Linked DNA regions of Homo sapiens: region 2 is linked to region 1. A link is a loop called in an ENCODE intact Hi-C map of the cell type or tissue named here. Cell type or tissue: adrenal gland. All regions are shown on one strand. Each heading gives the region's core, and the rest is flanking DNA. Links, peaks and the distances in the headings are about the cores only. Region 1 holds the start of LOC105371082 (a long non-coding RNA gene). Region 2 overlaps CLEC16A (C-type lectin domain containing 16A).

Region 1 (15,392 bases), core at 4,390-12,389:
CTCACGGTTCCACCCACAACTCTCCAGGGAGAGAAACGGTTGGTCTAGTTTTGGCGTGTGTCCGGTAAGACAGCAGCTCGCGTTTGAGCACTTTGTGCGTGCCAGCCCTAATTCTGTGCTTTGCATACTTAAATTTACTTAATCCTATAAAGAGAGGCACAACCCTGTGAGGCACGGGCTCTTATTTCCATTCTACAGAAGGGAAAACTGAGTAAATCTGCCTGTGGCCATTCCTGTCAAAGACAACACTTGGGCCTTTTTTTGGCTGTCCACTAAACATCTGCTTGAAATGGATAACAGAGAGGAAACTTCTTTGGTTCTATGACCACAACAGCTTCCAGGAAGGGGTGGGGGTGGGGGCTTAGTGAGTTTTTGGACAGAGGAGTGGCACATTCTGAACCAGCATCAAGGGATACTCAGTTGAGATGAGATGGGGGATACAGGGCTGGGTCTAGCTTCCTTCTTCTCACCCTGCTCTGTCTTGTGTACTTTTTGGTGAACACACAACTTGGAGCCAGAAGGAGACTGTGTGGTCTGTGGTGGCGGGAGGGTGCTGCTGGCGGCTAGGGCAATTCCCCTTGCCTCCCTGGGCCTCCACCTTTCTAAGGGCAACTTTCTGCGCATCATAGAGGAGGTGGATGTTTTCAGGAGCCAGGGAAGGGAAGAGTGGCTCCAGGACGTTTGTGGGGCTGGCCCACAGCACCAGAAAGTGTCCAGGACCTGGGTTTCTGGCAACTTCTGTGTCTTTGGCCAGCCTGACACATGGGCCATGGTGGTAACTTGAGGGTTGTACTCAACACATGGTGAACTGAGTCATTTTCAGATTTAGGGTTAAGCAGCCTGGTGGACACGTCATACTTCATCTTTAGAAGATAGAGTGGCCCTCTTCAGCCTTGGAGACACATATAATAGTGTTCTAATGCTTAATAATACTTTTCAGACTTGAAAGTACAACATAAAATTAACTTGATGGTCAGAGAGTCAGAGCAGCCCAGGCCTGTCTTGGGGATTAAGTAGGCTCCAGGACTTTAAGGATGGCCAGAAGAGATTTAGGATCTCAGAGAGCTTTGGCAATTTCATCCCTTAATAAGGTGAAGTGGGAGGGAAGGAGGTGATGTCTTGTCTCTATCTCCAAAAATCTTGCTTTTTCTTTTCTTTTCTTTTCTTTTCTTTTCTTTTTTTTTTTTTGCCACACCCCTGCCCTTTCTTCTCTGCTGTGGATTAATTAAGTCCTGTCCTTGTTCTTTCCTGTCTGTTGCCTGCTGTGGGCAGTGTCTGGAGAAACAGAAATCCAAGATGGCAATGCTTGGGGATCTGGTTGTAATACTAGTATACTCACAGACCCTTAGTGACCACTCAGTGGCTGTGCTGGCCCCATTTTACAGATGGGAAAACGGGCTCCAAGAGGCAAAGCAGGACCACAACAAGGGGTGGAGCCAGGTTTTGCAAACCCACTCAGGACTTTTTCAGAGGCTGGGTACCACTAGGCAACCGGAGGACCTAACCGCTGCAGTAATAATAGCAGCTGCTCATATTTCTATGTAGCATTGTCTGTGCAGGAACTGCTCCCAGGTCCCGCATCACCTGTGTAAAACATTGAACTCACACCCAGCCTTCCGATGTAGGGACTGTGAACATCCCCGTTTTACAGATGGGAAAACAGGTCCTCCTCAAAAGAGGGGTCAGCTAGCAGGTAGCTTGCAATATGTTACAGTTTTTTTTCCTCCTTTGAAAAAAGTATGAAAATCGTATTTTCCTTACGCAAGTGTTGGGTATCCAAACCCATTCCCCTTGCAGAACTTGAAGCAGAACAGCTAAGAGTAAAGGCCCCCTCTGATCACACTTCCCAGAGCTGGCCCCTTCCTCCCTTTATGAGTCACTTAAATCCATACTAACATAGGTACAGTGACCTAAAGCCCTGGGAGCTGCACCCCACGTCCCGTGTGACAAAGTGTGTGCAGGCATCACTGAAGGGGGAAAAGGCTGTGTGTGTGTGTGTGTGTGTGTGTGTGTTTGTGTGTGTGCGCGCGCACCAGCGCCATGTGGCTTCCCGGGTGGTGCAGATTCTGTCTCTCTCTCAAACCTCAGCTTCATGATTCAGCAGCGCTGACGTCAATTTACAAGAATGAAAAGTGAGAGGAGGGTTTGTGTGTGCAAGAGACTGAGTTGGGGGCCCAGGTGCAGTGGAGGTGTCCTCCCCACTGAGCGGGTGAGCCAGGGCAGTGTGGGGCGGGCACCATGGGAAAGGAGGCACTCTTTGGAATGACAAGGACTGTGTGTGGGTGTGGGGACAGCCTGTGACCAGCCTCCAAGCCACCCTTGAGCTGAAAACTCTGGCCCCCGTTTTCCAGATGAGGAAATGGAGGCTCAGACAAGTGCAGCCACCTACTCAAGGTCACACAGCTCGTAAGTGATGGCCAGGACTTGGACCAAATCCATCCCACTCTAAACAACAAGACAGGTTTCTTCTTCTTTTTTTTTTTAAGACAGAGTCTTGCTCTGTCACCTAGGCTGGAATGCAGTGGCGAGATCACAGGTCACTGCAGAATCAAACTCCTGGGTTCAAGCAATCCTCCCGCCTCAGCGCAGGGACTGAGTAGCTGGGACTACAGGTGTGAGCCACCACACCCATCTAATTTTCTTGTTTTTGGTAGAGAGGGGGCCTCGCTATGTTGCCCAGGCTGGTCTCAAACTCCTGGGTTCAAGCGATCCTCCCACCTCAGCCTCCCAGAGTGTTGGGATTACAGGCAGGAATCACTGTGCCCAGCGCAGGATGGGTTGCTTAAATAGTGGGAGAGGGGATGGGATAAGGGAGGAATCTGGTGAAAATGCATATTCCTAGGCCTCAGCCTACTTGATCCTCCCAACCTTATGAGTAGGTACTGTCATTATCCCAGGAAGCGGCGAACTGAGCCTCTTCTATGACATAATAGGTAGAAAGTGCTTAGCGCACAACTTAGCATGCAGTAGGCGCTAAATACATCTCTGAATGATGCGGTGCCAATAATGATAGTTGAGGTTAATATAGCAAACACTGACTGAGCACCTCCTACGTTACAGGCATTATCCTTTTCCTCCTCTTTTTCTTTTTCTTTCTTTCTTTTTTTTTTTTTTTTTTAAGAGATAGGGTCTCACTCTGTTACCCAGGCTGGAGTGGAGTGGTGTGATCACAGCTCCTGTAGCCTTGACCTGCTGGACTCAAGCGATCCTCCCACCTGAGCCTCCTGAGTAGCTGGGACTACAGGCATGCACCACCATGTCTGGCTAATTTATTTTTGCCAAGATGGGGTCTCCCTATGTTGTCTAGGCCAGTCTCCAACTCCTGGGCTCAAGTGATCCTCTCACCTCAGCCTCCCAAGATGCTGGGACTATAGGTGTGAGCCACTGCGCCCAGCCAGGCATTAATCTAAGCCGAAAGGATACAGGAATGAACAAAATAGAGGGGTCTGAACCCTGCTTACAGAGTTTACATTCAGGGCCTTGGACAGTAAATAACCAAACATGAAATAAAGGAAAAGGAACATTCCAAGTACATAGTGACAGTGGTCAGATGAAAACTCGACAGGGTGGTTGGACAGTGGATGGGGCTCTTTTAGAAAGGTCAGGAGGTGACACTGAAATTATTGTGCCTGGAATGACAGAAAGGCACCAGCCCGGCAAAGCCAGGAGATGAGATGAGCAGTCCAGGCAGAGGGAAGAGCGAGTGCAAAGGCGCTCAGTCAGGAAGGAGTTCGGCCCGTTCAAGAAGGCTGGCAGAGTGGGAGGGGTGAAGAAGCGGGAGGGATGGGCAGGGGCCCGGGCACGTGGGGTCCTGTAGACCTTGGTGGAAAGTGTGGATTTCAAGATTGATGGGGAACGTGGAGGTAACCTGATCTGGCCTGGCTGCTGGATGGAGATGATCTAAGCAGAGGGCCTGGTGAAATGGGCTTCGGCTTCCTGCCTCATGGTGTATATTTACAAGGGAGCGGTTCATTCTCGGCCAGGCCCTTTGGCTCCAGCCAATCAGACCAACGGCAAGGGAAGGCCACAGGACCTGCCTGGTGGATGCTGGGCCATGGTGGGTGTGGCCAGTTCCACCTGGATGCCAGCTTTGTACCTCTCACCTGGCCTCCCACTGCCATCACTCGGAGCCTCCCCAGGGCTAGGAGCTTACCAGGAATAACATGGTGGGCTTGGCCTGATTTGCGGGTAGGGGGTATCTAATTTCCTCTAGAGAAGGAGGCACAGTTTTCACCAAAGCACATTCGCACAGGGACAACGGTGCTCAGGTGGGCGCTCAAATTGTCCCAACCGTGGTCCTGGCTCTGGGACCCGACAGACGGCCCTCGGGGGGAACAGGTTCTACAATGACTGTATGGCCCCAGTACAACCTCCCCCATCTCCTTCCCCCGACACCCAGGGCGAGTCCAGCATCCCACGCCGCAGCCCTGCACGGCTCCCCGCAGCGCACAGAAGGCCCAAGTCCCACGACGGCCCAGGGATCTGGGCAAGGCACTCACCGCGCTCCCTCCTGTTTCAGGGCCTTTGCTCGTGCCGCTCCCTCGTCCCGTGCATCAGGAGTGCTGTCTACCAGCCGGGGTCGGGGTCGAGGCAGACAAATGAAGTCGGGTCGGCTTTTGTCCAGCTGACGCCCCACGGCGCCTGCACTCTCGAGAGGCCACCACGCGCCGCGCCAGTGACGTCATTGCGCCGCTCTCCCCACCAACCGCTGCCCCAGGCCCACTCGGCGTGGCTCGGCCACGCTCGGCTTGACTTGGCTCGGCTCGGCCACACTCGGCTTCCCTCGGCTTCCTCTCGGCCTCTCGGCAGCACTGCGGGCTCCGCAGCCCTTCTGGCCTTCACGTGGTTCCCAGTTCTCGTGGTACGTCCTGCCTGCCGGGATCTCAGGGCTCTTGGAAGACCCCAGGCCCGGGGAGGGCATGTCCCAAGGGCATGCCAGGTCAAGGCCACAATAGCGAGCCCTCTCCCACGCCCTGTAGTCGTCGGAGACCAACGTGTTCTCCCACCCCATTCCGGTCCACAGCAATCCCTGCCTACCCAACCTCACATAGACCTTAGGTCTTGAACCTCTTTTCCTACCTGGAAATGAGGTTAAGAACTACCCACCTCATGGGTGAAGTTCAATCAGAGGATGCCTGAAAAGTGCTTAATACGTGATGTGTGCCCAGTCATTGGAATCAGCCCTCTCTGCTTGATTCTTTCATTGCTGCTGTTTGTTTGTTTGTTGTTGTTGTTTGAAACACCGTCTCATTGACTAGGCGCGGTGGCTCACGCCTGTAATCCCAGCACTTTGGGAGGCCGAGGTGGGCAGATCACTTGAGACCAGGAGTTCGTCACCAGCCTGGCCAACATGGTGAAACCCCGTCTCTACTAAAAATACAAAAATTAGCCGGGCGTGGTGGCATGGACCTGTAGTCCCAGCGACTAGGGATGCTGAGGCAGGAGACTCGCTTAAACCTGGGAGACGGAGGTTGCAGTGAGCCGAGATCGCACTGCTGCACTCCAGCCTGGGTGACAGAGCAAGACTCCGCCTCAAAACAAAAAAACAAGCGAAAAACAGTCTCACTGTCGCCCAGGCTGAATGCAAGGACACAATCACAGCTCACTGCAGCCTCAAAATCCTGGGCTCAGGCAATCCTCCTACCTCAGCGTCCCAAGTAGCTGGGACTACAGGCGTGCAACACCACACCTGGCTATTTTTTATTTTTTTACTGCAGACGGTGGTCCTGCTATGTTGCCCAGGCTGGTCTCGAAATCCCAGCCTCAGTGATTCTCCCACCTTGTCCTTCCAAAGTGCTGAGGTTACAGGCATGAGCCACCGCACCCAGACAGAACTATAATAATAATTATTATTTTGCGTCATAGCAGCTGTGCAGAGGATTTGAATCAGCACAGCCATGAAGTCAGACCCACCTGGTCCCATTCTCAGGTTGCTTCTTGCTAATAACAGCGGTGACTGCCAGCTCACCCATGTCGCTAGACGCTAGGCATGATTCTAAGTAATTCATGCGTAGTATCCCAATTAATCCTCACAAGAACTGTATGAATCAGGTATGACTATTACTACCTTCATTTTGCAGATGAGGAAACTGGGGCACAGGGTTAAATAACGGGCTTGGGTCACACTGCAGGTAGGTAGCAGAGCCTTGGTGGGGGGCATGGATTCGAATCTCGGGCAGCCTAATTTTATAGCCATGCCTTCATTTTCATCTCTAAGCTGAGGCTGTCACACCAGTCACTGGAGCTTCACTTGTATTTTTTTTTTTTTTTTTTGCCAGATCTGTCCAAGTCCCCAGCTGTTCTGTTATTTAATTAATATTTCCTGCAAATTAAGTTACATGATTTCCTTAAGTTAATTTTATTTCAAGGGAAATGTTTTATTACCATAGATGGAAGGTAGAATCACCCGCAACAAAGAGGTAACCCTTAAGCAATGAAATGAAATCCAAAAATTGTAAGTTCTAGCTAGATACTGCTGTGTGCTGAGCAAAAGGTCTGCTCCATGTTTGGTTTAGAGACAGAAAAAGAAAGAAGGAGGCCGGGCACAGTGGCTTGCGCCTGTAATCCCAGCACTTTGCGAGGCTGAGGTGGGCGGATCACCTGAGGTCAGGAGTTTGAGACGAGCCTGGCCAACATGGTGAAACTCTGTCTCTACTAAAAATACAAAAATTAGCTGGGCATGGTGGCGCACACCTGTAATCCCAGTTACTTGGGAGGCTGAGGCCGGAGAATAATCACTTGAACCTTGGAGGTGGAGGTTGCAGTGAGCCGAGATCATTGCCACTGCACTCCAGCATGGGAGACAGAGCGAGACTCTGTCTCAAAAAAAAAAAAAAAAAGAAAAAGAAAGAAAGAAAGAAAGAAAAAGAAAAGAAAAAAAGAAGAAGGAGAGGCCGGGCGCGGTGGTTCACTCCTGTAATCCCAGCACTTTGGGAGGCTGAGGTGGGTGGATCACGTGAGGTCAGGAGTTCAAGACCACCCTGGCCAACATGGTGAAACCCCATTTCTACAAAAATACAAAAATTAGCCCGGCATGATGGCAGGTACCTGTAATCCCAGGTATTCGGGAGGTTGTGGCGGGAGAATTGCTTGAACCTGGGAGGGAGAGGTTGCAGTGAGCCACGATCGTGCCATTGCACTCCAGCCTGGGTGACAGAGTGAGACTCTGTCGGGAAAAAAAAAAAAAAAAAAAAAAGGAGAAGGAGAAGGGGGAGTATTAGCAAGCATTGGAGAGGTGTTTATGACACAATAGCACCAATATGAGACTTTCTTTTTGACTTAAGCAGAAAGACTACAAGAGGATGAAAATATGAAATCATGGTTTCACAGAGGAGGAGGGGCCTCGATGTTTTATAAAAATGTCCATGTTTCACCTAAAACCCCCACCCAGAGACCCTCCAGGGCACTCATCCCATGCCTGGAGAAACACTGCCAGCTGTGTGTTATTGACAAGTAGCCCCTTCACTGATGCTGAGCCTCAGTTTCCTCACTTGTGAAATGGCATAGGCACCCAGAGCTCACAGCGTGTGAAGGATTAAAAGAAAGTGATAATAGGCCCGGCGAGGTGGCTTATGCCTGTAATCCCAGCACTTTGGGAGGCCAAGGCAGGAGGATTGCTTGAGCTCAGGAGTTTGAGACCAGCTTGGGCAACATGGTTGAAAACCCATCTCTACCCACCACCCCCCCAAAAAAAAATTAGCTGGGTGTGGTGGCATTCACCTGTAGTCCTAGCTATTCCAGAGGCTGAGGCACAAGAATCGCTTGAAGGTGAAAGGTGGAGGTTGTGGTGAGCCAAGGTCATGCCACTGCACTCCAGCCTGAGTGACAGAGTGAGACCCTGTCTCAAAAAAAAATAAAAAATAAAAAAGTGATAATAAACTGTGGAGCCCAGCATACATGCTCAACTAAAGGGATGATATTCCCAGGGCAGGCTGGATCCTAAGTCAGGGGACCCTGCCTCTGACCCCAGCTTGTACTGTTGAAAATGAAACCCCCAGCATGCCCAGCCCTGGGCATATTTCTGCCATTTGTCTCACCTTTGCCAAGTCCTCTTGTAGCCAGCCTTCTGACAGGAAAGGCCACAGTTGCCAGAAGTTGGGTCAAAGTGAAACTATCTCAGGTCTAGCCTGGGCAGGGGTGTGGGGGCAGGGGAGGAAGGCACACTCAAGCCTTAAAGCAGGCTCCCCTTCACTGGATTCACAATGGGGAAACTGAGGACCAGAGATGTGGGCCCCAGCTCCCTTTGCAGGCATTAGGAGGGAATTGGGTATGATTACCCAAATTGCAAATTTGATCACCTTACACCCCCAGTTATACACTTAGCTCCCACTGGAAATAAAAATTACTATCAGCTCACCCTTATCTAGCACATTCCAGTTAGGTATTATTATTGTCTAATTTTACAGACAGGGAAACTGAGGCCAGGAGAGGTTATGTTTCTTGTCCATGATTTCAAGGTAGTCAAAGTAGTAGAAGCAGTATTTGAACCAAACAAGGTGACTCCACAGTGTTCCAGCAGCTCTCAACTGCTAGATATTCAAATATGACCCCTTTCCCGTGAAACTTGAGGCCCCCCCGCCATCTGGCTTCAATGTACATTTCCAACCACACCTCATTCCTGTCACATTCCTCGTCTGCTCCCATTTACCCCAATTTCTCATGGTTCCCTAGGCCTTCCTAGCTCCCCAGGGAAAGCCTTTGCTGTTTCCCTTGCTTTCTTTTCACTTGACAAACTCCTACTCAACCTTCAAAACCCAACTCAGCAAACATCTCCCCTAGGAAGCTCTCCTTAACTTTTTCTGCTGGGTCCCGCTGCCTCTGCTAAAGTCCACGTGAGGGACTGCCAAGAGGTTTGCTCTGTCTCACAGATTGAGTGCCAAGAGGGCAGGGACCTCTCTTTGAGAGAGTTTAACCTCTGTAACATAAGCAAGTTTACTTAATCACTGATTAAACCACTTTGTGCCTCAGTTTCCCCATTTGTTAAGCATGAATTATCACTGTCACTATTTGCCAGGACTGTGAAGGGGGTGTAAATGCATGAACATCATAAAGTGCTTAGAAGCATGCCTGGTACAAAGGAAGTTCTCTAGGAAAACAAAAAACAAAAAACAAACAAAAAAAAACAAAACAGAAATGTATCTAGAGGTCAGATACCAGTCCCACATCGAGTGCAGATAATGGGCTAAGTAACCAAGGAGCAATGGAGACAAGGATGTAAATGGGGTGGGGCACGATGGCTCACACCTGTAATCCCAGCACTTTGGGAGGCTGAGGCGGGTGGATCACTTTAGGTCTGGAGTTTGAGACCAGCCTGGGCAACATGGCGAAACCCCGTCTCTACTAAAAATACAAAAATTAGCCAGGTGTGGTGGTGTGTGCCAGTAATCCCATCTACTCTGGAGGCTGAGGCAGGAGAATCACTTGAACCCAGGAGGCGGAGTTTGCAGTGAGTTAAGATTGCACCACTGCACTCCAGCCTGGGTGTCAGAGCAAGACTCCATCTCAAAAAGAGAAAAAAAAAAAAATGCAATGGAGGAAAGGAGGAACCAGGGCACGGGGGTGAAGGAGACACTAACCCAGCCCCTCCCTAAGTGCAGGTATGGTGTCCTGCCCCGTTATGTGTCAGGCATAAAACTGGTGAACATTTTCTTTCTTTTTTTTCCTCCAAATTCCTGGTTTAATAAAGACTTGTTTGTTTTGAGGAAAAAAGTTCCCAAATATCAGGCTGTTCACAAAAATAACCCACAGTATCAACTTTAGAAAACAAATCTTTTTTTTTTTTTTTTGAGACAGAGTCTCGCTCTGTTGCCCAGGCTGGAGTGCAGTGACACGATCTCAGCTCACTGCGAGCTCCGCCTCCTGGGTTCACGCCATTCTCCTGCCTCAGCCTCCCAAGTAGCTGGGACTACAAGCGCCCGCCACCATGCCCGGCTGATTTTTTTTTTTTTTTTTGTATTTTTTAGTAGAGACGGGTTTCACTGTGTTAGCCAGGATGGTCTCGATCTCCTGACCTTGTGATCCGCCCGCCTTGGCCTCTCAAAGTGCTGGGATTACAGACGTGAGCCACGGCGCCTGGCCTAGAAAACAAATCTTCAGACTATAACACTAATTATTTTTCTAGAGGCTACATTTGACATGCCAACTCTCATTCACAAAAATACATTGTTACATTTGCATTTGTACATTGTTCATTGTTATGCATGCCAACTCTCATTCACAAAAATACATCGTTACGTTTGTACATTTGTTACATTGTGCATTGTTACACAGCACACTAATGTAGGGGTGTAACACACATACTTCGAACTCAAAGCTGCTTTCAGGAGCTGCTCAACTCAATGAGATTGCCTTTGCAGTTAGGAAAGCAATTACTGAACTTACGTATGAATGAAAAGAACTGTACTCCCTGCACGACAAGATATTATTTTGGAAGCAGTTGATAACACCATACATCCTTTTTACTGTTAAAGTCATAAAGAGATATCAAAATTAAAAGCAAAAATTACAGGGTAAGACTTAACAAAACTACTAGGAGTGTCAAAGGAAGTGAAAATGGGACTAGGCGCAGGGTAATATGAATTAATGAATACGGGAAGGACAAGGGTGAGGAGGACAGTGAGCATGTGCTGAAGACACTAGAGGAGAGGGTCTGGTGAAACATTTGATCTTAGACAAGCACCTAGGTAAAGAAATAATGGGAGAAGATTTCTAAGCCCCACCATGTGCTTAAGAGTCATCTTCACCATTGGTGCTGTCTCTGTCATCCTCTCCTTCCTCAGCCTCTTTTTCATCATCCTTGATCAACTCCAGCTGGTCATCCCCCAATCTTCATTATCCTCATCATCCAGTAGGTCCCTCTCCTCAGCAGAGTCATCTGCACCACCTTCAGACTCTATCTTCACATGAGTCTCACGTGAGCTGCTGCTCTGCTTCTCTTCTGACTTACCATTCTTCATCTCTACTGCTTGTTTGCTCTGTTTCTTTTCCATTTTTTCCGGGTCTTCCAGGAGAGAATCCACTTTTTGTTTTATCTGGGTCAACTCCTGCTTAATGGCCTGAAGGTCATCTCCTTTCAACTTTCCAGACTTGGAAGATCCCCGCTGTCCACTCTTAGAATTGAAGCCACTTTTGCCCCTTTGTGAGGTGTTTCCTGATACACGCTGATGTTTCAAGGGCACTACAGCCCGAGCAATAGGAGGAGGAGGAGGTACACGTGCTGGGTAACTGTACATCCTATCATAATCCCGTTGAAAGTCATAGTCCAAGTCAAAAGAGGAGCTGAGTAGAGGAATGGAGAAGGGTGTTCTGTTTCTGACCCGTACGTCTCCACTGCTGATCATTTCATACCTGCTTTTCCTCGGTTCACTTTTGGCTCTGCAGCCAGGTTACTATGTAAAACCTGGCCAGCGATTATTCTGCCATCTGCTGCTGCTACAGCGGCCCGGGCATTTCTCTCATTAACATACTGAATGAAAACAAAGCCCTTAAGAACAGCGCAGCCCACAATTTTGCCATACTTCTAAAAGATTGCCTCCACATCAGATTTCTTGACCACAAGAGTGTTGAGATTCCCAACGAACACGCGTTCATGGAGCGAGGATCTCTCTTGTTGGTAACATTGCTGGCCGTTGTGTTTGATGATAAGATTTCTCACAAAGCTGAAAATGTAGCTGAAGATCAAAAAAGTCTCACAGGAGCGGGCAGGGAGAAGAGATTCAATTCTGAGTCTCCTACTCCCGGGTTCTACGTGGAGAAGCCAACTACTGCTTGAGGTCGGCAACGCGGCCACAACCGCTCAGTCTTCATCTCTTCATCCCCCACCCCCTTTAAAAAAAAATAGAGACAGAATCTTCCTATGTTGCCCAGGCTGGTCTCGAACTCCTGGGCTCAAGCAATCTACCTGCCTCAGCCTGCCAAAGTGCCAGGATTACAGTGGTGAGCCACCACACCTGGCTGCAAACATTCTCTTAATGGTTGTGTTGATTTCAGTGTGTATTAGGGAAAAATGTATCTCATAAAACCTTAGATGTGATGGTTATTATTCCCTGAGACAACACTATAGTAGACATTTAGATTGCTTTAATGTTCAGGGGAACATCTGTTTCGAACAATACGGTGAAAAATTGTTTTTGGGCATGGCAGCTGACACCTGTAATCCCAGCAGTTTGGGAGGCCAAGACAGGTGGATTGCTTGAACCCAGAAGTTCAAGACCAGCCTAGGCAACATGGCAAAACCCCATCTCTACAAAAAATACAAAAATTAGCTGGGCCTGGTGGTGCATATCTGTAGTCCCAATACCCAGGAGGCTGAGGTGGGAGGATCACTTGAGCCTAGGAGGTCAAGGCTACAGTGAGCTGTGATCACACCACTGCACTCCAGCCTGGGGTGACAGAGTGAGACAACAATAACAAAATAACAAATAACAAAAATACAACAATAACAAAAACATTGTCTTAAGTGAACGAGGCAGTTTGAGGAATGCTGAACAAAGAAAAGAAAGTAAGAGAGGCATATTGGGGGAAAGGAGGCAGAGAGATAGAGAGAGTTGGGGAGATGAGGGAGAAAGGGATGGAGCCACCCAGAAAGGATGGAGAGAGAAGGAGCAACACACACAGATGGAGGGACAGAGAGGGAGAGGAGAGAAGGTGGGGCGAGGGAAAAATGAGAAGGGAAACAAGACAAGAGAAAACAGGGAGAGAACCTAAGGACAACAGAAAGGAGACATGGATGAATGAATGAGCGAGTGAAGGAATGAATAATCTAAGGCATGTATAAAATAAATGGTGAGGCTGGTTGCAGTGGCTCACACCTGTCATCCCAACAATTTGGGAGGCTGAGGCAGGAGGATGGCTTGAGCCCAGGAGTTTGAGACCAGCCTGGGCAACATAGTGAGTCTCTCATTAGTACAAAAAATACAAAAATTAACCAGGCGTGGTGGTGCATGTCTGTGGTCCCAGCTACTTGGGAGGCTGAGGCAGGAGGATTGACTGACCTGGGAGGTCGAGGCTGCAGTGAGCTGATTGTGCCACTGCACTCCAGCCTGGGCAACAGAGCAAGATCATGTCTCAGTAAATAAGCAAATAAATAAATAAAGGACAAATGGATGAGCCAGGGACCAGGAGCGAGGACGCAGGCTTTCAGATGCTGTATCCTGCCTGGGAGCCCCCAGTGACAGCTGCTCACTGCACCCACCCTCATGCCTGTGTTGCTGGGGCCAAGCGGAGCCACTCTGGGCTCCAGGCCTGGTCTATGTCCCGAAGTGGTGGCTATTTTTGACTCTAAGAGGCTGTGACTGCGCCACCCTCCCCTTCCCACTGAGAACCCTGGGCACCTGCTTTGCTCCAGCTCCAGAAAACTGAAAGTAAAAGCCGTCCCAATCATCCTTTGCCCCAGCCTTCCTGTCCCTCAACTGGTTTCTTAGAAATCAGCCACCTGGGCTTCCAGATGCAGCCTGGACTTCCTCTCCTGCCCAAAGGCCCCCTCCTCCGGGAAGGTGTCATGTTGCCAGCAAAGCCAACATCAGAGGCCTGTGCTGGAGTTGGGTGACCCCCAGAAAGCTTAGAGGGCATCTGCTGATCCTGCAAACGTTGATTCAGTGCCTTCTGCATGCCAGGCACAGAGCAGGCAGAGGAATCTGAGCCATTCACAGTTAGGATAAAAAGGATATAGGTGCTGGCTCATACCCGTAATTCCAGCACTTTGGGAGGCCGAGGTGGGCAGATCATTTGAGGTCAGAGACCAGACTGGCCAACATAGTGAAACCCCATCTCTACTAAAAATGCAAAAATTAGCCAGGTATGGTGGCGGGAGCCTGTAATCCCAGCTACTCGGGAGGCAGAGGCAGAAGAACCACTTGAACCCAGGAGGCAGAGGTTGCAGTGAGCCGAGGTTGCGCCACTGCACTCCAGCCTGGGTGACAGAGCAAGACACTGTCTCAAAACAAACAAACAGATAAACAAAAAACCAACCAAACAACCAACCAAACAAACAAAAAAACGGACTCAGACATGGCTTCAACACTACCGGACCCAGGCCTCAGCAGGAGCATGGCTAATCAGGCCTAGGAATTGTGAGGAGGATGATAGGAGATGTGAAATCAGGGGAGGCTCCCTGGAGGAGTTGCTGTCTGAGTCTTCAAACATGGGTGGCAAGGAGTTTCCCCCAGAAGCTGCAGGAAAGACATCTCAGGCAGCAGGAACAGCATCAGCAAAGGCCTGGAGGTGTGATCTCTAGCAATGGGCCCGTGTTACCTGCCATCATCAGAATAACTGTCCCTGTAGTAGCCATGTGCTATGGTTTGAATATTTGTCCCCTCCAAAACTCATGTTGAAACTGAATCCCCAGTGTGGCAGTATTGACAGGTGGGACCTTTAAGAGGTGACTGGGTCAAGAGAGACCCATGGATTAACGGATAGAATGAGTAATAGATTAATGGGTTATCATGGGTGTGGCCCTGGTGGCTTTATGAGAAGAGGGAGAGAGATGTGAACAAACACACTCAGCCCACTCACCATGGGATGCCCTGTGCCACCTTGGGACTCTGCACTGAGTCCCCACCAGCAAGAAGGCCCTCACCAAATGCAGTCCTTGACCTTGGACTTCTCAGCCTCCATAACCTTTCTTTATAAATTACCCAGTTTCAGGTATTGTGTGATATGCAACAGAAAATGAACTAAGGGCCAGGCACAGTGGCTCAGGCCTGTAATCCCAGCACTTTGGGATGCTGAGGCAGGCAGACCACCTGAGGTCAGGAGTTCGAGACCAGCCTGGCCAACATGGTGAAACCCCATCTCTACAAAAATACGAAAATTAGCAGGGCATGTTGGCAGGCACCTGTAATCCCAGCTACTCAAGAGGCTGAGGCGAGAAGTTGCTTGAACCCAGGAGGCAGAGGTCGCTATGAGCCAAGATCGTGCCACTGCACTCCAGCCTGGGCGACAGAGGGAGACTCCATCTCAGAAAAACAAAAAACAAAAAAAAAAAAAAGAAAGAAAGAAAACAGACTAAGATAGCATGTTTCTCTATTTTTTGCAAGGGAAGAAACTGAGGTTTAGAGAAGTGTTATCTGCCCAAGACTGCACAGCCTGAGTGGAGATCCAAACTTTTCTCACGTGAGATACAGGCAGTGCCCCGATCCCCATCATGGCTGTCAGGTCCGGACTAGGGCCTAGGTTCCCACTCTGCCCTTAAGGACTAACTTAAATCCTTGGCACCATCCTGTAGGGAGACATGTTTGGGAGCGAAAATAAGGCTTAGAGAGGTAAAGTGACCTGCGGCGCTTGGATTCACACCCAGGTCTGTTGGAGCCCAAAGTCCCTCCTCCTTCCGCTATATGAGGCGTCCCAGCCCTAGGAACACAGACCTGAGCCGATGGTCTCTGTCCCACATTCTA
Region 2 (15,392 bases), core at 3,722-11,721, 83 kb after region 1:
ATCTAAGGTCCCCTGAGCTGGACGCAGGCTGGAGGCGGAAAACCCAACTGAGCATCAGCTGGTTTCACTGCCTCATGTGGGATGAACCCACGTGGGCTCCCTGGGGTCCACTTTGCTGCTGATTTTAGGAAAGCACCAGGCCTTCCTCCCCCAGGGGTTCACACCACCCAGCCTTCTGCTGGCTGGGGTTGTACATGTTAGCAGGCCTTCACGAGTGGGGCCGTGACTTTTCACTTGGGCCCTAGAGCAGCCACGCACGTTGGAAGGAGAAACATACTTCATGGGCTGCCTCCAACCAGGATCCAGATCGGGGCCCGGGTCTCTGCGACACCCTGGAGGTGCCTGAGACAGTCTTGGAAACCGCATCGGATATTCTGCTGGCATGGGCTTTAGGGCTGCCAAGGCTAGGCTTCAGATCCTGGCTCCTCTGCTGGCTAGCTGCATCCTCTGGGCCAAGTTGCACAGCCTTTCTGGGCCCCTGTGTTTTCTACTGTACAATGTGAGGCGGAGTGTGGCAGGATTCAACAAGGGGACATCTGTGAAGTGCCTATAAGCATGGTGTCTGGCACAGGTGGGCTCAATTTCAGGAGGAGTATCTACTGGGACGCCACACAGCAGGTGCACACTGAGAAGGCCCTGCCGTGGCTACAGCAGGAGCCTAGGCTGATTGGTGGGTGCCTGGGCCACACCAACTGTCAAAACAGCATGAAGGTCACTCCCAGCTTTTAACAACATCCTTGAACAATTCAAGTGTTCAAAACCGTGGGCTAGAGCTATGGAAAACTGGGCCTGTCTCATCACTTGGGGGATGGCATATCTTGTGTACTTGCCCAGCCAAACACCTGGCCATGCAAAGTGTGCAAAGGAGGGCCAGGCGTGATGGCTCATGCCTGTAATGCCAGCACTTTGGGAGGCTGAGGTGGGTGGATCACTTGAGGTCAGTAGTTCAAGACCAGCCTGGCCAACATGGTGAAACCCCATCTCTACTAAAAATACAAAAATTAGTTGGGCATGGTGGTGCGCACCTGTAATCCCAGCTACTCAGGAGGCTGAGGTGAGAGAATTGCTTGAATCTGGGAGGTGGAGGTTGCAGTGAGCCGAGACTGCGACACTGCACTTCAGCCTGGGCAACTAAGCAAGACTCTGTCTCAAAAAAACAAAACAAAACAAAAAACAAATCAATGGCAAAGAAGCCACTGGGGTTTCCTAGTTCTGACTTCGGAGGGTCTGGCAGCCGCTCTCTACAAAAGGGAGCTTCCTGGACTCTGGGAGGCTCCATAATCACAGAGACGGGATCGCCTCTGACTTAGCACTGTACCCTCAAAAACCACTTTGAGGACATGCTGCCCCTTGTAGGGGGCTGCAGCTGTCTTCTGCTGTCCAGGCTGAAGGCAGTGGGCGGTTAGGATGAATGAGCTTGGAGGAGAGGCCCTGGCCCACCCCGCTGCCTGGCTGGCCCTCCAAGGATATCATCTCTGGTGGATCAGGGCCAGGTCCCTGGTGGGTGGAAAGTTGGGTGAGCGAGCCACGCAGGGTGACCTTCCCTCATCAGAAGCCTGAATGCTGAGTCGCACTCTGAGCCAATGTCAAATCAAGCAACTGGCAGAAGGGCTCCTATCCCAACAAAGCTGTCTCCCTTCTCCTGTCCTTGGCTTTCTCTCCTCTGCGGCTTGCTGGAACAGCAGGCAGATGTTGGAGCCATCTGGTTAGGCCCATCCCTACAAGGAACATGGGAAGCCCATATGCTTTGGTCTGGGTGGACTGGGAGGGAGATTGCAGGCTGGCCTAGAAGTCTGGCCTCAAGACAGGGAGGAGCTTGTGGGCTCTGATGAGCTCTCCTGCCAGGGATCAATAGCTGCATCCTGAGGCATCTGTAAGAGTAAAGCCCAGGCTGCCCACCGGGCATGGCCCTTCATCAGGTGAGTTGTCTCAGTGTCTGCAGAGCCAGACAGGCAGGCTGGGCCTCAGGCTTTTACTGTCATGCTGCATAAAGAATGGGGACCTACACACTTGTCTCCGCAGGCCTGCTGGGGACGCACCAAATGGGAGCAGACACCTCGGAGGTCCTGACTCTCACTTATTGACTGGAACTGCCTGGCCACCTGACAGCCAAGTTAATAGCCACTGGATTTCTGAGATGAGAAGACATTACGCTGGTACCATGCAGGGGATGGTGGGGGTAGGGACAGAGGGGCTGAGGGAGGCCAAGAAAAAAGAAACTAGCACACACTGCAGACACCAGGCCCTGGGAAAGTGCAGAGTTGAAGCCTCAGGGGTCACATTCAGGTAGACATCCATATACAGAAGCCCATTTTTGATCATTTTTGATACTGTGGGTCTTTGCCGGTGTTAACTTTAGGCAAAGAAGTATATGGCTGTTTGTTCACTTAGCTGTTGGCTGTACGTCCTTAAAAATGACAGAAAGGTGACCACAGCTACAAGGGCAAGGAAGCTTTCATCCCCAGTGCAACGGTAAATATGTGCGTTGGGGTGCATGAACACACAACCCTGCATGCCCGCCCCTGAGCAAGCATGAAACGGGATCAAGAGGGCTACTGAGGGTGCGTCTTAGTTTCTGAAAGAAGCTCTGCTGGAGTTTCCCAGCTACAAGCCTGGCAACAGGGGTGGCATCTGCTTGGATGTGCAGCCAACCTTAAATTGGGCTCAGAAATAGCTCAGAAGGGGTGGTCATGCCCTGGAGCAGGTGCCGAGTGGAAGAGGATCTCTCAGTGAGGTGGCTGTGGGGTGACTTTCCTGCCTGGGCCTCGTGAAGTCAATATGAAGTGCAGGTAACATTGTGTGTGGATGGGAGAGACACAGGTGGGTTGGGGTGCTCTGAGCCACAGGCATGAACTGGAAATGCAAAAGCTGGAAGTGCCCAAGAGAGAGGTGTAGGTGCCCAGGGAGATCTTGGCTCCTGGTGCTGAGAGGATGGTGACCAAGGGCCCTCGACCTCCCTGGCTCTGCAGTAGCCCGTGTCCTCCTGCCATGATCAATCAATCCAGAACTCAATGAGAGGTGGGCCACGTGCCCCTGAAATATGATGAGTGAGGGCTCTGGAGGGGAACTTGCAGGAACAGTGAAGGATACTAAGGATCTCCAGTCAGAGGTGCAGGCAGTTGGTGTGACCCCCCGACCCATGGCGGGGGGATGCTGCTGGGGCACAGAACATCCTGCTGGCTCAAGGCCATGGATGCTCATCCCTGCTCCTCTGGCTACAATTTGGGGCCATGTTGTGCCAGAGGCCTGGTGTCTGTACTTCCCCACATCTCACACAGCGAATAGCTCACGGCAGCCGAGAACGAGGAGCTGGTGCATGTCCCATTCCAGGCTGACTCCAGGGGCTCCCATTCACTCCCGGGTTCCCTCTGTGCCATGTCTGAAGTGGAATAAGTTGAAGGATGGCAAGATACGACTTCATCACATCCTACCAAAGAGTGGCAAAGTGCGTGCCTACTCGAACAACTGGACCGCACCACATTTAAGGACAAAACTGGTATGTTACAGAGGAAAAAAAAAATCAGCAGGAACGCGATTCTTTTCCTAGACTGCAAACAATCCCCTTGGGAGACCCCTCCTTGTGACACCTAAGACTGTGGAGGTGATGATAGGGTGGGTTTAGGTGCAGCCCGCCTGCTGCCCATCAGCTCTGCAGTCAGTGACAGCTTCGGTGGGGACCGGCCTGAAAAAGGAGCAATTCTTCCCCATCTGGGAGCTGACCCAGCCTGGGAGGGAACATCAAGTTAGAGGAATCTCTAGAGGCTTCATGTGCAGATCACCTGAGCGGCATCATCCTTCAAGTGCTGTGACAAGGAGGACCTGGAGGTCAGGGGTTTTGGTAATGGTGAGGGATCACGGGGTTCTCCAAATGTCCCCATATCACTGAGTCACGTGGCCAATACCTGCTGGACTCTGGGCTGTGGAGGGGGTGGAGGACGAGCTGGTGCCTCCAGAGTCGCAGTGGCTGGTGCTCCCGCTGCCGCTGGGGCTCCCGCTGGCGGAGGGTGGCGACTGTGAGGACAGGGACGGGGAGCTGTGCTGGTTTATGCACTGGGCCACGGCGAAGCCTGCAAGACAAAGTACCAGGTGACCAAGTGGAAGCAAAGAGTAGGCCTGAGGGCCTCAATGTCATGGTTCCACTGAACAACCCAACCTCAGTTCCTTGAAAGTCCTGCTCTGTTCCCTGGAACAGGCTGACCTCACTGGTCGTGGCCCTGACCCAGCCACATTTTGAAGCTATTTCAAGGAAAAGGTTTATTACAGGTTTATTTCAAGGAACAGAGTACAACCAGCCACAGAGCTGAGTGTGGGGCCATGAGTCGTAAATCCGAGTGCCTGATACTGGCTCAGCAGCGTGCCAGCTGTGCCCTTGAAGAGGGACGTGCAGCCTCGTGGCAAGTTCACCCAGGGATGCTAGATGCCCTCATGGTAGAGTCTCAGGCTTCTGCTGATGGTGTCCAAGGAAGGGCACCGGACCCATGCTCTGAAGTCATACCTGGGGGACCCACGCTCTGAAGTCACACCCGGGCAGGAGGACAGTGCCCTGGACGCTCCTTCCAGAGAATTTGCTCTGCCCTTGAGGTTCTAGGGAAGTCAGGTTCAGGAACAACGAAAGCCCTGGCAAAGAGCTAGTGATGATGGTCTCAAATGGCCCTCAGCATCTCCGGGACCTGGAGGTGGAGTCTGCCCACACGTTTCTGCGGTAAACTGACCCAGCGGGGATGAACGAGCCCCTCATCTTGGAGACACTCAGACCTGGGTGCACCCCTGTTTCCCACACAGAAGCACCAGACACTTGAACAGCTATTGTGTTTCTCTTGAGTCTTTCCCAGCCACAACCTGGAGTATCACTACATACTCCCACTGTTGTGGGAATAAAATGAAAGAACTATTATCACACCCCAGAACAGGGTGTGGCACATGGTGAGAGCTCAGTATACATGTTTGTTCTTTATGTTTTTTTGCGATAGGGTTTCACTCTGTTGCCCAGCCTGGAGTGCAGCGGTGTGATCTCAGCTCACTGCAGCCTTGAGCTCCCAGGCTCAAGTGATCTTCCTGCCTCAGCCTCTTGAGCAGCTGGGACTACAGGGATATGCCACCATACCCAAATAATTTTTTTTTTTTTGGTAGAGATGGGGGTCCCACTGTATTGCCCAGGCTGGTCTTGAACTCCTGGACTCAAGTGATCCTCCTGCTTCAGCCTCCCAAAGTTCTGGGATTACAGGTGTGTGTCACCACACCTGGCCGATACGTGTTCTTTACGATAAATCAAAGCCCCTTTTATCCGGCCCAGGAGCCCCTCTTCTGGTGGACATGTGCTTTTCTGCAGGCCACGACTTCAGCCCCTAGGAGCCAAGCAGGACCCATGGTGATGGTGCTTCGTGGCACAGAAGCAGCCCCAAATTGCGGTGGAGATATGGGGGGGCGAGTCCTCCTTCCAGCTGAGAGAGGGGATCTCAACCCTCTTGGTCACTCCTGCAGCCTTCCCACTCCTCAAGCGAATGCATTCACCACAGCCAGCCCTGGACCCCATTCATGCCACCTGCCCTGCCTGAACTTCACACGGTCCAGCTCTCTACTAACACTACTTCCAGAAGGCCCTCTAGGCCCTGACCTCACCTTTCTTGAAACTCAGGAAGGCTGCAGGGTGTTAGCAGGGGTTGGCATCCTGCAACCTGCTGCCTGCTTGGTAAGTAAAGTTTTACTGGAACAAGCCACGGTCCTTTGTTTACAGAGACTATGGCTGCTTTCTCGATCAGCGGCAGAGTTGAGCAGTTGCCATAGCGACCACATGGCCTGCAAAGCCTAAAAGGCTTTTTTGCCAGGTTACCTGGCTCTGGACAGAAGCAGTGTGCCCATCTGGTGCAGGGGATGACACCCAGGTTATGGCACCAGGGAAGCCTGGGATTTAACCCTCCTCTGCTCACTTCCCAGCTGAGGGACCTTGGGCAAGTCCCTGATGTCCCTCAGCCTCCTTCCTTTCACCTACAGATGGGACCTGCGGCTCAGCTTAGGGCTTAGCAGGACTCTTCTCCGGGCCATCAAGGAGGGGCTATTTCCACTCAGGTTCATGTGAAGCTGTTTTCGTCTAAAGATCAGCTCCTTAAAAGGCAAGGGCCCTATTTATACCCCCAGTTGGGTTTTGGGGGTGACTTAACAAGCGCTGACTATAATGGCAAGTGCATGGGGCCCAGTGAAAGCAGGGTGAGTCTCCGAGTGAGGCGGTCATCCTGAGCACCAGCTCCTCTTGCGTGGAGGGTATTTCCTGCCCGCACCTACCGCAGAGGTCTGCTTGCGGAGAGAAAGGCAGGATGAATGTAGCTGGAGTTCTCAGGAAGAGGCACAATGTGATATATTGTGTGTGTGTGTGTCGGGGGCCCGCTCAGATGAACTATGGCAAACATCCGGCAAATCCAAACACTGGGCAGGAAGATTCCTTGGGGACACTCAGCCGCAGCCTCATGGAACCAGTTTTATAGCTGCTCACTTCTTAATCACTTAGAGCGGTAAACCCCCCAGTTTACAAGCTGTTTACTTGCCTCGAAAATGAATTACCCCTTAACAAATCAAAATGTCAAGATGGCTTTTCCCGAGCTGCCTATTTATCAGGGCCATGAACAGAGGGCCAGCCAGTGTAGTAACAGAGTTGGGATTACACCTTGTATGCTCCCGACAATGACCCCGGCTGGAAGGGATCAATGACATAGCCGTTGCCAAGGTGGTCACAGGCCCATTTGAAGAAGACACGTCTTTTCTCTTGCCCTCTTTAAAGCCATGGTTTATTACAGCATCATAAACCTGGTTTATTATCAAAAGACATCTGCAGTGGGACATGTAGGGTAGCAGATGAGAAGCTGGCACTGCAGTCAGGATGCTTAAATTCTTTTATTTTGGGAATGGGTTGGGATCAAGTCATAGATTGGCAGTAAAATCTGCATGTACTGAGTTAAACAAACAAACAAACAAAAAAATCACCAACTACCGATCCCATCCATTTGCAGGGTCTAGCTGAGCAGAGGTTACTGAACACATCTCTCCCTCACCCACTTCTACTAAAACTCCCACTTCCCTCCTTTCCACTCTCTCTCCCTTTGCCAGTGGCACTGAGACCAGAAAGCCACAGTGACTTTTGGCTTTTTTTTTCCTTTATTTTGCTGGATGGCCAAGGCCCCCCACCTGCAATTTCAAGGGGTTTTTCCCCAAATCAAAGTGGCAACACATCAGAGAATCAGGAGGGTGCTGGGGAGAATTCAGGGTGAATGTCTATGGCCAGAGCGCCCTGTCCTCTGGTTCCTGCTTCATCCCAGTCAGGCAGTCCCTGATGAACTAGCTTTGGCAGAGGTGCCAGAGGCTTTTGGTGTATGAATCAAACACACTTGGGCTGCGAAGTAGGTGCAAACACACAGACAAGCCAGAGATCGTGCGACAGGAGTGAAGGCAAACCGGCCTCCCTGAGATCCTCTCCAGTGATAACAGTCTTGGCTCTCCCTGGGTATGCTTCAAGGACAGCCTGCAAAATGTGTATCAGAGGCTGCATGGACTTTCACACCATCTGACCAATTCCACACCTGCAGCATCCCATGCTGCAGACGACACTGTGGGTGGATGCACATACCGAACTACAAGGATATTCAGCATATTGGTGTGCAGAACAGAGAACAGAAGACAGCTGATAAGTCCAAGAACTGGGGAAAGGCTAAGTGAATTCTAATCCCTCTAGATGATGAAATTCCCTGCTGCCAACCAACACGCTGGTAAGAGAAGACTAAGTGTTGGGGGAAATGCTCAAGATGGAGTCAATGAAAAAAGGTTAGAAAAAGCATGTCCCATATGTTTCCGCTCTTGCAAAAAATTTGTGCTCTCTTTCCCCCTTGTCCAGAGCAGAGAAGGCAGCTGGAGATTTGAAGCTGACACAGTGAGAGAAGCAGGTAGTTGTACTGCAGTGAGTTTTGTTATTTTTTGTGCTTGTCTGAATTTTCCAAGACTCCTATTGTAAACCTTATTTTAAACCAAAAAGAGAAAAAAAAGGGAGGATGATGGAGGGAACACAAACTGCCTGGGAACTGGATAGACTCAAGCTCCCGATCCTAACATCCTCCTGAGATCTGTTCTGCCCTCTGAAGCTCTCTCCCCTGGACTCACCAAGAGCAGGGCCAGGCAGGCCACTCCAACAGTGGGGGGAAACTATGCCCATGGTGAGACACATCCCCCACTTCCCAGGAGCCCCCAGTTTCACGGTCGGGGGGCGCAGCCCAGAGTCTTCCTGTTGCCCTCTGGCCGTGTTCTGCCAGTTATTTTGGGAAGATGAACTAATGAATAACGCTCTGGCATTTGTGAAGCACAAAAATACCAAGAAAAGGTCAGTCTTCTATTTTTAGGCCCACTGACAGAAGGAAAGCTGGGCTTGGAGTCAGAACCCCAGGTTTGAGTCCAAGCTCTGCCCAAACTGACTTCGAGACCTTGGACATGCCCCCCTCCTCCTCTTCTACAGGTCTTTAAGCTTTCCCCACCAATAATCACTTAACCATGTGATTCAAGATTCAGAGCCGGCCAGCAGCCGCCTAGGGGCTTGCACACGAGTTTCGCTTTGCTTATTTATGTTATATGTGTGTTTGTTGGAGGTACCACCATGGACACGTTGGGAGCTTTTACACACAGACCTGGATTTCTGCTTTCTTAAAAAATGAAAAGATCTGGCTTTATGGGGCCCCATTCCTGCAGGACAGCAACGGGAGAGAGATGAGCAGAGCTGGGTCCCTGCTCTTGCAACTTGCCTGGCCGTGTGGGCGTTTGAGTTGATAATCTCTGCTCTTTATGCCTAGATTGTTGGTCAAATCCATAGGACTCAGGGAAGCTGGAACCCCCAGATATCTTTCGAGTCAAGGCCCTCCTACAACCCCAGAATCACTGGGTGTGCATAGGAGTGGGGATGTGGAAATATGGCGATCTGCCTCCAGCAGCCTAGGTCAGTCCTCAGACCTCCTACCAAGAACCACTTGCTCTCAACCTTTGCTAGGCCGTTCCCTCGGTCTGGAGTTCTGTTTTGCTTCTTTTCTGTCTTTACAAACCCCTGCCCCATTCTTCATGGCTCACGCAGCTCAGCATTAGCCTGGGAGGAGTCTTTGCATAAGGTAGGGTTAACTATTCTCTCCCCTGTGCTTCTGCAGCAGCTCTGTCCAACCTTGGGGCCTTGATGGCTGTGTAGGAGTCGGCCTACCTAAGCAGGGCATAAGAAATTTGACTGCAAAGATGTTTAGGTATTTAGTGTGATGATTATCATTACATTAATAGCTAGCACCTGGAATCCTCTAGGTTAAGAGGGTTTTGTTCACTTTATTGGGAAGGCTTAAAACAAAAAAGCAAAAAGAAGAGGGTTTTGGACAGTGTTCTTGATATTGTAAGCTGTCTCTCAATAACCATTCTCCCTTTCGGTTGCAGTTACAGAACCCAGAAGCTAGTCGTGGCCAAGTGACTAAGTTGTGACCAGTGAGATAGAAATGAATGTGGCATGTGGGATTTCCTGGAAAGCTCTTTAAAAGGAAAGGGGGTATATCCTCCTCCATTCTGCTTCCTGGAAAATGGATGCAATGGCTGGAACTCCAGCAGCTGCCCTGAGCTATGAGGATGAATCACACATTAGGGACAGCAGAGCACTGAAAAGGAAGGAGTTTGGGTCCCTGACGTCTTTGTGTATCTCTTGACTACAAGGCTTCTTTTACCCGAGAGGGAAATTAACTTCCCCTTTGAGTTTATCTTTACTATGTAGTTGAACTTAATCTTAACTGATACAGTTAGGGAAAAAACTTTGTTAATGCGGGGATGTGAGTTAAGTCCCCTAGGGACAAGGGACGGGCTGGCTCCCAGAGTTTTTGGTGCAGAAAAAGCTGCCCTGTACCTGCTGGGTGGAATCTAGGTGTGGTGGGCTGAAGGGAAAGAGGGAAAGGGGCAAGTGAGGTGGGGAGGTGACCCGCCACCTAGGGCTTATGAAACACTTGGTCAACTCTTTCCCATGTGGTGCAAGTGGACTTTTTGGGTAGAAACCAGAGATGGGACCGAGTTTTTGTCTGGGTTCACACCTGGTCACAGAGATTACACACAATTGTTAAGACCCAGAAAGAGCGAGGCCCGAGAGAGACTAAAGGGTGGGAAGGGCTTGGATGTGTGTAGGCACAAAAACTAGTGGGCTTGCACCAAAAGTTTTCTGAATCTCCAAATGAGCAGGGACGCCCCCCGACCTCTGTGGCCTGCCTGGAGTTGGTGCCGCTTTGCACTTGGTAATTACTCTGAGGATACTGGCCATGTGACTAAAGTGCAACTATTTCAGGCTTAAAAAAAAATCTACCCTTGGAAGATGTGAAAACTACCTGAGATTATAGGGGATTCCACAGGAACCTTTTAGGGAGCTGAAAGGGAAGGAACCCAGTTGGCTCTGAATTCAATTTGGGGATTCTCCACTCAACTCAAAAGCACTAACCTCGCCCTGCAGCCTCATTCCCTACAGATGCCCTTACATACTACCTGTTTCCAGGAAGGGTTTGAGATGGCTTATGTTATATTTTAAAACCCAAGCCTAAATGCCATAGATACTAAATACTGAAAGCTACTAAAACAAAAAGTAAATAAGAACCCGACAATAAAAGGTGAAAAGTTATATCAGAAAGACTTCAAGCTATGGGAAGCTAATGTCACCATTTAACTCTGAGCTTCCTAGGAGCTAAGACCACAGGGAAAAAAACAGGCGATCTACACGACACACCAATTCACCCACAAGGTTTCTGTCCCATGAAACCCTCCTGGGGCATGTCTTTGAAAGCAGCTTAATGGGAGACACAACTGCCTGACTGCAGATGGAACCTCATTCCTCAAAGATAACGCCCTATGACAGCCCTTTTCAAACATTTTTTCTAAATGGTGAAACTCCAATTTATACATGAGATGAAAATGGAACTGCTCGGGCTGGCATGGTGCCTTACCAAGGAGGGCCTTCCCCTCCCCTTTCTAGACACTTCTGTGGATCCTACTTTTGAAAATCAGACAGGGCAAGGCTGGCCAGCCCGGTAATGTAATGAGGAGGGGCTGGAGATAAAACACTGGTGGTCCTCTCTATCTGTCATCTGTTTCCCTTTATTTAATAGACACACGCACACTGAGAAACCATTCTCTTCTATTAAAACAACAGTGCAGGCATGCTAATACATGCAGTCCATGGGACATTCAGCTTTTGTGCCAGGGAGATGGCAGGGCCTGGTAGAGACTGGGGCAAATCAGAAAGCACAGATTCCAGCTTCTTCTAACTGCTGCTGCAGGAGAACATGGACCTCAGTATGGCCGCAGTCTCCAGTTTGTCAAGAGAAGCTGGATATCTGGATTTTGACATAACACCTCCTGATTTTGAAAATGTTGACAGCTTCATTCATACTCCTTTTGAAAATTAAGAAGTGGGAAACCCCAAGCCAGCGAAGCCAGGCCATCTATCTTGTGAGCCGTTTGTATGCAACCAGAGGGGTCTCCAGCCTCTGTTTTTTTTTTTTCCCTGAGCTGGAGTCTCGCTCTGTCACCCAGGCTAGAGTGCAGTGGCATGATCTTGGCTCCCTGTAACCTCCGCCTCCCAGGTTCAAGCAATTCTCCTGCCTCAGTCTCCCAAGTAGCTGGGACTACAGGCATGCACCACCATGCCCAGCTAATTTTTGTATTTTTAGTAGAGATGGGTCACCAAGTTGGGCAGGCTGGCCTCGAACTCCTGACCTAAAGTGATCCTCTTCCCTCGGCCTCCCAAAGTCCTGGGATTACAGGTATGAGCCACTGCTCCCGGTCTCCAGCCTCTGTTTTTAACCCCAGGGTGTCTGTCATACCTTGGGGCCTCCTTGACCAAACTCTGGAGGTGGGGGGCTTTTGAGTCTGAGGTATGAGACTAAGACATTTAAATCTCAGTTAGAGGTGTGTCAAAGAAGTCCAGTTTTCAATAGACCTCTTTTAGGAAAAAGCTCTAAGATTTGGACAGGAGAGCTGCCTGCCCTAAGAAAAACCTACACTTATTTATGGTTGTTGCAGATTGCAAAGCATAATATAAAACCCGCTGAGGGCTGATTCGGGAGAAGCAACCCGTGCATTTTCCACAGTCTCTGCCGTGAATGAGGACCATGAGGCGTGGGTGCCCTGAGCTTGCCTTTCATTAGCAAATTCATTCCGAGGCTGTGGCTCAGGTTTCTGACGATGCAGTGTTCATATTTTCTCACCACCCATCACGATGCTGGGAAACAGTAAAAAAAAATCAATCGGCCCTGTGACCTCGCACACAAACTGAAGACAGCAAGTGTGCATGGCCTTATTTCTCCCCTTGTCGGCTCCTTCCTTGGATCTGCCCTTTCACCTCCCAGTGCAGCCTGCCAGGTCCCTGGGGCGAGAGATGGGGGGCTGGGAGGTGACTAAGTCTGGGACTTCAGCTGCTGGTGGCTCTGGACAGATTGCGGCTTACTAGAAAGATCTGCAGGTGACATAGAACCTTCTTGTTCGTGCTTCTGACTCAAGAAGCAGCTCTGGATCCTACACCCTGGCAAGATGACAGCAATACCCGAGGGCAGGCGGGGGCTAGGAGCTACTCAGTGGGGGGCTACCCTAGGAAAGCCACCTTAGGAAGACAGGGCACAGGGCCCAAACTACCCACGGCTGCTCAAAGAGCACGTGTTGGGGGCTGAGGAAGCAGGGTTCAGATTCAAGTCTAGCAACAGCACACCGACATGGGCCAGGTGAGGCCTGGGTCCTTGCCCGGGACTCCTCTTAGGAATCTACACAAAAACCAAAGAGAAACAAAAGCATTCACTGACATGTGGGCAGGGTTCAGATAGCAGTGACTCCAAGGGCCTGCAGGAGCCTTGGGGGGCCCCAGAAGTTTCCTCCCTCACTGCTAGGACCCTGAAGTTTGGGAAAGCTTCAGGTATATGCACAGAGACCCCTTTTCAGTATCCCTTTAATAAGTCTCAGATGATTTACTGTTTCAGTGCACAAAACTCTGTGCTTTCGGGGCAATGAAGGACTTGCCCCCAAATGGTGATATCTGGTTTTCTTCCTGTGCACTGGTGCTGAAGAAGCCACTTCCTGTCCAGCCCAGGGCGCAGGTCTACACATCAGGCACCTGGGGAAGGGATGTTCGTATGGCCTCCCGGGCCAAGCCTGAGCTGCCACCATGGGCGACCCCCACATCACTGATCACTGACTAGGCTGCACCTCACAACGCTTAAATACTTTTTATTTCTGATTGCTTTTCAACGGATAACATGTCCAACATACAAAAATAGCTGGGAACTTGCAGAGTCTTTTAGCCTATAGCTCTTTATCCATGGATAAATCCTCTCAGATTTTAAACACTATCCTTGAAAACCTGCAGAAAAGAAAAAATGGTCTTTCAGTATCTTGCTTTCTCTCTGTGTCCTAATTGTGCCCTTAGAAATGTTTTTGCTGTCGGGTGAAGGTCTGCCTGTGAGGGCTGCCAAGTCTAATGCCCCTTTTGCTACCGGCAGGGGGTGGGTGGGGGGGGGGGCGGGCATTTGGGCTGTGTGAATATGAGGAATGCGTGCATCTTACATGAGCACCTATCCAGGCCACAGAGGGTTGGATGGCACATGGGGGACACAGGTGGACCAGATCTTGGAATCTCTCGCAGTGGTGCAACCTTGCTTTGGATTTCTAGAACTGAAGGTCGCCAGGGCTGGGCTTGATTCCCAAGGACCCAGTCCCTGCCTCGCCCAGCCCCTGCCCTCTTCCACTGGTATTACCGTCTGTAAATTAGCAAGCAAAGACCTCCACAACAGTCTGTCAGCCAAGGCACTAGCAAGCTTGGGAGCGGCCATCTGGGCTGCCTCTCTACTGCGGCAGTCAGCAGGGCTGAAACGGCAGCAGGAGGAAGGCGGGTTAGACAGCACCCAGGAGACTCCCAGGCACAGGCGCTCACTGACCCCAGCTGGAGCAGAATCAGGAATGCACCAGGAGCAGGGTGGGTCACTATGGCCCTGCTTGCAAAGGATGGCCCCCCAAGGTTCTGGCTGGCCAAGGAGTGGCAGATTAGTTGTGTTTTTTTTTTTTTTTTTTGAGATGGAGTCTCACTCTGTCACCCAGGCTGGAGTGCAGTGGCACAATCCTGGCTCAGAGCAACCTCTGCCTCCCGCATTCAAGTGATTCTCCTGCCTCAGCCTCCCAAGTAGCTGGGACTGCAGGTGTGCGCCACCATGCTCCACTAATTTTTTTTGTTTTTGTATTTTTAGTAGAGATGGGTTTCACCATGTTGGCCAGGCTGGTCTCAAACTCCTGACCTCAGGTGATCCAGCCGTCTTGGCCTCCCAAAGTGCTGGGATTACAGGCATGAGCCACCATGCCCGGCCAGGAGCGCCAGATTCTTCCCCAGCAAGTCTCTTATCCCATCAGCCCCATTTTGACCTTTTTGGCCAGAAGCAGGGAGGCCGTACAGTGTGTATCCTACACTGACATGTTTGGCCTGCTCCGTGTGTTCTAGGAGGTGGCACTGTACAAAGGGGCCAGGGAATTAGTCTTGATTCTCTGCAAAAGGCACCTGCCGTTGACACATACTTAGTATGCACCCAAGGCAGAGAGCACCATGCCTGTGGACCCATTCCATTTGCTTGTGTTCGCCAGGACTCCGACTTTGCAGGGTGGGGTAGTTAACTTCTGCAGCTGGGTCACCTCACCAAAGTCTCTCCTACCGTGTGTTTTAACAGATTGGGGCTAGGCCAGACCGATGGCTGATGACGTTCTATGACACATCATCTACAACAAGAACTGAAGATACTATCTGGAACTATGTGAGTCAGATAGAATCAGGGAGTATGTGCGGAGCCACAGAAAGGCCGTGATGGATAACAGCACAGAACAAGCTTCAAAAACCCACAGCTGAGGTTGTTAAGTGGACAGGGCTCTGTTGACGTCTGCCCTGGCAGACCTGTGGGACATGGCTAACCGGACGGCTGGACACGAGCCTTCTGCTATCTGCAGGGGAGAAACCTGAAGAGCAGCAACTTGGCTTTAGGCTTGTCACTTTTACTCTGGCTACAGGATACGGTGGTGAGGAGAGTGCCGTGGCTCTGGGCATGTGACAGCAGGGGACCTGTTCACCCCACGAGCCTGTGTCCTCTAAAGCACTGTTGTCACTCTAAAGCAGAGTGACACCACCACACCTTACAGGGTTCGTGAGGATGAAAGCATTAACGCAATCTAAATGTTCAGGTAGCACTCGCTGTTTTGATTCCTCGGCTGGAATTTACGGTGCCTGGAACTTGGGCCCAATGAGGCAATAACTGGGATTTTCTTCTCTTTTTTTGGAGACAGGGTCTCACTCTGTCACCAAGCCTGGAGTGCAGTGGCATGATCCCGGCTCACTGCAG

Evidence for each region. Hi-C counts contacts between places; a loop is a spot of excess contacts. Peaks named below come from ENCODE experiments on the same cell type or tissue, not always from the same donor. Only the 100,000 strongest peaks of a DNase experiment are listed, where the experiment ranks them.
Region 2: it touches region 1 in a loop (2.7-fold over the local background); 8 of 110 quality-filtered maps call a loop at or near these places.

The regions. Positions count from the first base shown.
Region 1 is chr16:11,238,886-11,254,277 of GRCh38, reverse strand. It overlaps LOC105371082 (a long non-coding RNA gene), which reads right to left and starts at 4,677. Exons shown (of 3, transcript XR_933070.4): 1 at 4,500-4,677. It also overlaps the pseudogene HNRNPCP4. RefSeq lists enhancers at 39-208, 2,595-2,674 and a silencer at 3,889-4,096. In adrenal gland, for the core only: no CTCF peak of the experiment used is centred there; no DNase peak of the experiment used is centred there.
Region 2 is chr16:11,155,063-11,170,454 of GRCh38, reverse strand. It overlaps CLEC16A (C-type lectin domain containing 16A), which reads right to left. Exons shown (of 24, transcript NM_015226.3): 23 at 3,903-4,067. Among named protein-coding and RNA genes, the nearest start is that of SOCS1, 93 kb to the left of the region's middle. In adrenal gland, for the core only: no CTCF peak of the experiment used is centred there; DNase peaks (open chromatin) are centred at 5,684, 7,409 and 8,160; H3K27ac peaks cover 1,832 bases.